2 separate regions of the Homo sapiens genome follow, and region 2 is linked to region 1. Evidence: read pairs that join two places in POLR2A ChIA-PET (ENCODE). Cell type or tissue: B cell. All regions are shown on one strand. Links, peaks and the distances in the headings refer to the core of each region. The heading gives the core; the rest is flanking DNA.

Region 1 (2,918 bases), core at 328-2,827:
AAATATAATTATTATATATCATGTATGATATATAATGTATATGATATATAATGTATATTATATATCATGTATAATCTATTATATGAGATATAATTTTATATTTATGTTATACAATATATCATAGCATTTATATATAACATATTATATAACATATTTATATAATATATAAATATTTTATTTATAGAATATGTTATAATATATTAATATATTATATTATAATTAATATATTATAATGTATTATGATATATAATATATAATATGTAATATAAATATGTTATATAATGTATAATATAGATTTATATTTCCTATCTCTGGGGACATGTTAAAAAAGTATACAAAAAATATATAATATATAATATGTAATATATACATTATATATTATATGTTACATTATGCTATATAAAATAAATACATAGCATAATGTAACATATTTTTATGATATATTATTTATATAATATAAATATAGCACATATAAATATAGCCTAGGACATAATGTAACATTTTTATAATATATTAATATATTGTATACAGAAATATATGTAAATTAATACATCTTATATTAATATAATTTAATTAGTATAATATAATTAATTAATATAATATATTACCTTAATATAAATTAATATGTTGTATACATATATGTATGTATACAATATATTAACATATTATATATAAATATATATTATATATATATTGAGATGGAGTCTTGCTCTGTCATCCAGGCTGGAGTGCAGTGGCACCATCTCAGTGCACTGCAATGTCCACCTCCTGGGTTCAAGTGATTCTCCTGTCTCAGCCTCCCGAGTAGCTGAAACTACAGGCACCCGCCACCACTCCCGGCTAATTTTTGTATTTTTATTAGAGATGGTGTTTCACCATGTTGGCCAGGGTAGTCTCAAACTCTTGGCCTCAAGTGATCCACCTGCCTCAGCCTCCCAAAGTGCTGAGGTTACAGACATGAGCCACTGTGCCCAGCAATACAATAAATATATATATATATATATATATATATATATATATATATATATATATATATATATTTTTTTTTTTTTTTTTTTTTTTTTTAAGAGACTGGAGTCTCGCTGTGTTGCCAGGCTGGTCTTAGTTCCCTTTCCTAAAGTGATCGTCCCACCTCAGCCTCCCAAATAGCTGGGATTAGAGGTCTGTATCACTGCCCTCAGCTTCTCCAAACTATTTAATTTATCTTCGAATAGTTAATACATTTACATGCTTCAAAAAGCAAAGCATATAAGGTTTATGAAGCAGCATCTGCCTTCCAAGTTTCAGTTCCTCCCCTTTCTCTCATGAATAACCACAGCTCTTAATTTCCTGAGTATCTTTCCAGAATTACTTTGTACACATGAAAACAAATATGAATACAGGTTTTTTTTTTCTTTATGAGACAGGGTCTCACTCCGTTGCCCAGGCTAGAGTCAGCAGCAATATCACGGCTCACTGCAGCCTCGATCTCCCGGGCTCAAGTTATCCTCCCACCTTAGCCGCCTGAGTAGCTGGGACCACAGATGCATACCACTCTCAGCTCATTTTTAAATTTTTTGTAGAGACAGGGTCTCAGTATGTGCCCCAGGCAGGTCTCAAACTCCTAGGCTTGCTTTATTTATTTATTTATTTATTTATTTTTTGAGACAGGGTCTTACTCTATCACCCAGGCTGAAGTGCAGTAGCACCATCCCAGCTCACTGTAGCCTTGACCTCCTGGGCTCAAGTGATCCTCCTGCCTCAGCCTCCCAGAGTAGCTGAGACCACAGGCACATGTCACCACGCCCAGCTAAATTTTTTTTTTTTTTTTTTTTGCAGAAACAGGGTTTCACCATGTTGCCCAGGCTGGTCTTAAACTCCTGAGTTCAAGCAACCTGCCTGCCTCATCCTCCCAAAGTGCTGGGATTATAGGTGTGAGCCATTGTGCCCCGCCAGTATGTTAAACCCATTTTTTTCCCTCTTTGGCTTTGTCTGGCTCTGGCTCTGTCACTCAGACTGGAGTGCAGTGGCACGATCATAGCTCACTGCAGTCTCAAACCCCTGGGATCAAGCCATCTTCCCACCTCAGCTCACTACTATGCTTGGCCAATATTTTTCTTTTTCTTGTTTTTTTTTTTCTTTTTTTTTTTAGAGACAGGGCCTCAATATTTTGCCCAGGCATGAGCTGCTGCACCTGGCCTAAACATTTTTTGTTAATGTGGCAAAATACATGTAAAATTTACCGTTTTAACATTTTTTTTTTCTTTTGGCATGGAGTTTTGCTCTTGTTGCGCAGGCTGGAGTGCAATGCCGCCATCTTGACTCGCTGCAGTCTCCACCTCCCAGGTTCCAGCGATTCTCCTGTCTCAGCCTCCCGAGTAGCTGGAATTACAGGCGTGCGCCACTACATCCAGCTAATGTGTTTTGTATTTTTAGTAGAGACGGGGTTTCACCATGTTGGCCAGGCTGGTCTTGAATCCTGACCTCAGGGGATCTCCCCACCTCGGGCTCCCAAAGTGCTGGGATTACAGGCGTGAGCACTGTGTCCGGCTGTTTTAACTATTTTTAAGTGTACGATTCAGTGGCATTACCCATATTTACATTATTGTGCAATCATCCATCTCCAGAACATTTTGTCTTCCCCAACCAAAACTCTGTCCCCATTAAACACTCTCTCCGTCCTTCCTCCTTCTACCCCTGGCAACCACCATACTACTTTCTACCCCTGTGAATTTTTTTTTTTTTCTTGAGGTGGAGTTTCCCTCCCATTGCACAGTCTGGAGTGCAGTGGCGCCATCTCGGCTCACTGCAACCTCCACCTCCTGGGTTAAAGTGATTCTCCTTCCTCAGCCTCCTGAGTAGCTGGGATTACAGGCACCCGCCACTACACCCAGGTAATTTTTTTTTTTTTTTTTTTTTTTTGAAACAGAGTCTCGCTC
Region 2 (2,918 bases), core at 147-2,646, 350 kb before region 1:
TCAACCATAAAAAGGAACGAGGCTCTGATCCATGCTACAGGGTGGATGAACCTTGAAAACATGATACTGAGTGAGAGAAGCCAGACACAGAAGGTCACATAGTGCACGATTCCATTTATATGAAATGTCCAGAATAGGCAAATTCATAGCCAGAAAACAGATTGGTGGTTGCCAGGGGCTGGGGAGGAGGAATGAGGAATGAGTGGTAATGAGGACGGGGTTTCCTTTTGCGGTGTTGAAAACATTCTGGAACTAGATAGAGGTGATGGTTGCTCAACGTAGTGAATGTACTAAATGGCGCTGAACCATGCACTTTAAAAGGGTCTATTTTATGTCATGTCAATCTCACCTCCATAAAAAAAAAAAACAAAAACAAAAAAAAAAAACAGGCCGGGTGCAGTGGCTCATGCCTGTATTCCCAGCACTTTGGGAGACCGAGGCAGGAAGATTGCTTGAGTCCAGCAGTTCAAGAGCAGCCTGGGCTACATATCGAGACCTCATCTCTACAAAAACTCCACAAATTAGCTGGGCATGGTAGTGTGCACCTGTAGTCTCAGCAACTTGGGAGGCAGAGGTGGGAGGATCACTTGAGCCTAGGAGGCAGAGGTGGCAGTGAGCCGAAATCGCACCACTGCACTGCAGCCAGGGTGACAGAGTGAGACTCTGTCTCAAAAAAATAAAATAAAATAAATACATAAATAAAATAGACCAGGCATGGTGGCTTATGCTTGTAATCCTAGCACTTTGGAAGGCTGAGGTAGGTGGATTACTTGAGGTCAGGCGTTTGAGACCAGTCTGGCCAACATGGTGAAATCCTGCCTCTACTAAAAGTGCAAAAATTAGCCGGGCATGGTGGCGCATGCCTGTAATCCCAGCTACTCAGGAGGCTGAGGCAGGAGAATTGCTTGAACCTGGGAGGCAGAGAGGTTGCAGTGAGCCGAGATGACGCCACTGCTCTCCAGCTTGGGCGACAGAGCGAAACTCTGTCTCAAAAAAAAAAAAAAAAAAAAAAAGAAGTCTGAGTTTTTCACAGCTATATCTCTGACACCTCTAAACACTTCAGTCGTCGCTTTCGGTTTTTAATTTCCTTCCCCATTTTTTTTCTTTACTTTTTTATAATGAGACAGGGGTCTCATTATGTTGCCCAGGCTGGTCTTGGACTCCTGAGCTCTAGCGATCCTCCCGCCTCTGCCTCCCAAACTGTTGGGATTACAGGCGTGAGCCACTGCGCCTGGCCTATTTCTTTCCCTTTTTGTCTCCTTTCAATTTTTTTTTTTAAACAAAAAGAGCAGTCTCTTTGATCCAGAGCTTCACTGGAGGGTGAGGCTGTGGATCCCAGGGTCCTGCGAGTGAGCGACTCATTATATTCTACGCCTGGGCACCTCCCTCTCCCTACCCTAGTCCCGGCTCTTGAGGCTTCAACCAGGCGACAGCAGGAAGCAAGTTTAATTTCACCCCCACCCCTACAAATATAGGTCCTTTTGCTGTTGCTTTCTACTTATGGAAATGGCCCTGGTTTCCTTTTGTTTCCTTTTGTGGTGGTGGCATAAAAGTTCCTTCCCAAATAAATTCATTTAAGTTTTTTTTTTTTTTTTAAAGGAAAAGCAAGTTGATTGAAGGAAAAATCTGTGGTCCGGGGAGATGTTCCAAATCCTGGAGGTGGAGAGGAATGAATGACGTTTGTGGCTTGCAGATCAACTCCCCGCAGCGGGCGTGACGTTGTCACAGCCAAAATTGTCCTCCACGCGCTGCTACGGTGAGTCAGGGGGAGAGGGGCCCCTCTGGGCAGACGGCAAAAGCCATTTTTGAGTGTACAAGGAGGCATTTTTCTGACAGCATTTCCTGTCGGTACCCTCCTATCTAGGGGCAAAAGTGTCACTGGGGCTTTCTGGGGCCTTTGGTGTGGGTCTTAGTGACAAAGTTCAGTGGCAATCTGGCATTCCCCTAGTGGAATTGTCACTCCCACGACAGCCTCTCATGCCCAGCTTCTGTCCGGCCCGAGGAGCCAGCTCTGGGCTGCCTGCTATCCACGAGGTCAGGCGGCCCTGACATTGGCAAGGAGATTGACACCCACACTCTGTGCTTCCTTTGAAACAGAGTTGTTAAAATTCCAGGCCAGACAAATGTCCAATAGGCCTATGAAAAGATACTCAAAGTCACCAATCATTAGGGAAATGCAAATCAAAACCACAGGCCAGGTGCGGTGGCTCACGCCTGTAATTCCAGCACTTTGGGAGGCCGAGGTGGGAGGATCACTTGAGGCCAGGAGTTTGAGACCAGCCTGGGCAACATAGCAAGACTCCATCTCTATAAATAAATGAATAAACAAATAAAAACCACAGTGAGATACTACCTAACACCCATTAGGATGGCTACTATCAAAAAAACAGAAAATAGGTTAGAAGTGGTAGCTCACAACTGTTATCCCAATGCTTTGGGAGGCCAAGGAGAGAGGATCAGTTGGGCCAGGAGTTCAAGACCAGCCTGGGCAACAAAGGAAGACTTCATTTCTAAAAATATTTAAAAATTAGCTGAGCATGGTGGCATGCACCTGTAGTCCCAACTACTTGGGAGGCCGAGGCAAGAGGATCGCTTGATCCCAGGAGGTCAAGGCTGCAGTGAGCTATGATTGCACCATTGCACTCCAGCCTGGGCAACAGAGTGAGACCCTGTCCAAAAAAAAAAAAAAAAAAAAGCAAAACAAAACAAAACCCCATAAATTGAAACCATTGTGGGCTGCTGGTGACAATGTAAAATGGTGCAGCCACTGTGGAAAACAGTATGGAGAGTCCTAAAAAAATTAAACATAGAGGCCAGGCATGGTGGCTCATGCCTGTAATCCCAGCACTTTGAGAGGCCGAGGTGGGTGGACCATTTGAGGTCAGGAGTTTGAGACCAGCCTGGACAACAATACAAAG

What was found. Peaks named below come from ENCODE experiments on the same cell type or tissue, not always from the same donor. Only the 100,000 strongest peaks of a DNase experiment are listed, where the experiment ranks them.
Region 2: POLR2A ChIA-PET joins it to region 1 with 13 read pairs; 1 of 35 experiments calls an interaction of 5 or more read pairs at or near these places.

Annotation. Positions count from the first base shown.
Region 1 is chr19:14,017,736-14,020,653 of GRCh38, reverse strand. No RefSeq gene overlaps it. Among named protein-coding and RNA genes, the nearest start is that of RLN3, 9.0 kb to the left of the region's middle. In B cell, for the core only: no CTCF peak of the experiment used is centred there; DNase peaks (open chromatin) are centred at 1,333 and 1,796; H3K4me3 peaks cover 328 bases.
Region 2 is chr19:14,368,781-14,371,698 of GRCh38, reverse strand. No RefSeq gene overlaps it. Among named protein-coding and RNA genes, the nearest start is that of LINC01841, 6.2 kb to the right of the region's middle. RefSeq lists an enhancer at 837-906. In B cell, for the core only: no CTCF peak of the experiment used is centred there; DNase peaks (open chromatin) are centred at 198, 1,108 and 1,808; H3K4me3 peaks cover 1,639 bases; H3K27ac peaks cover 2,500 bases.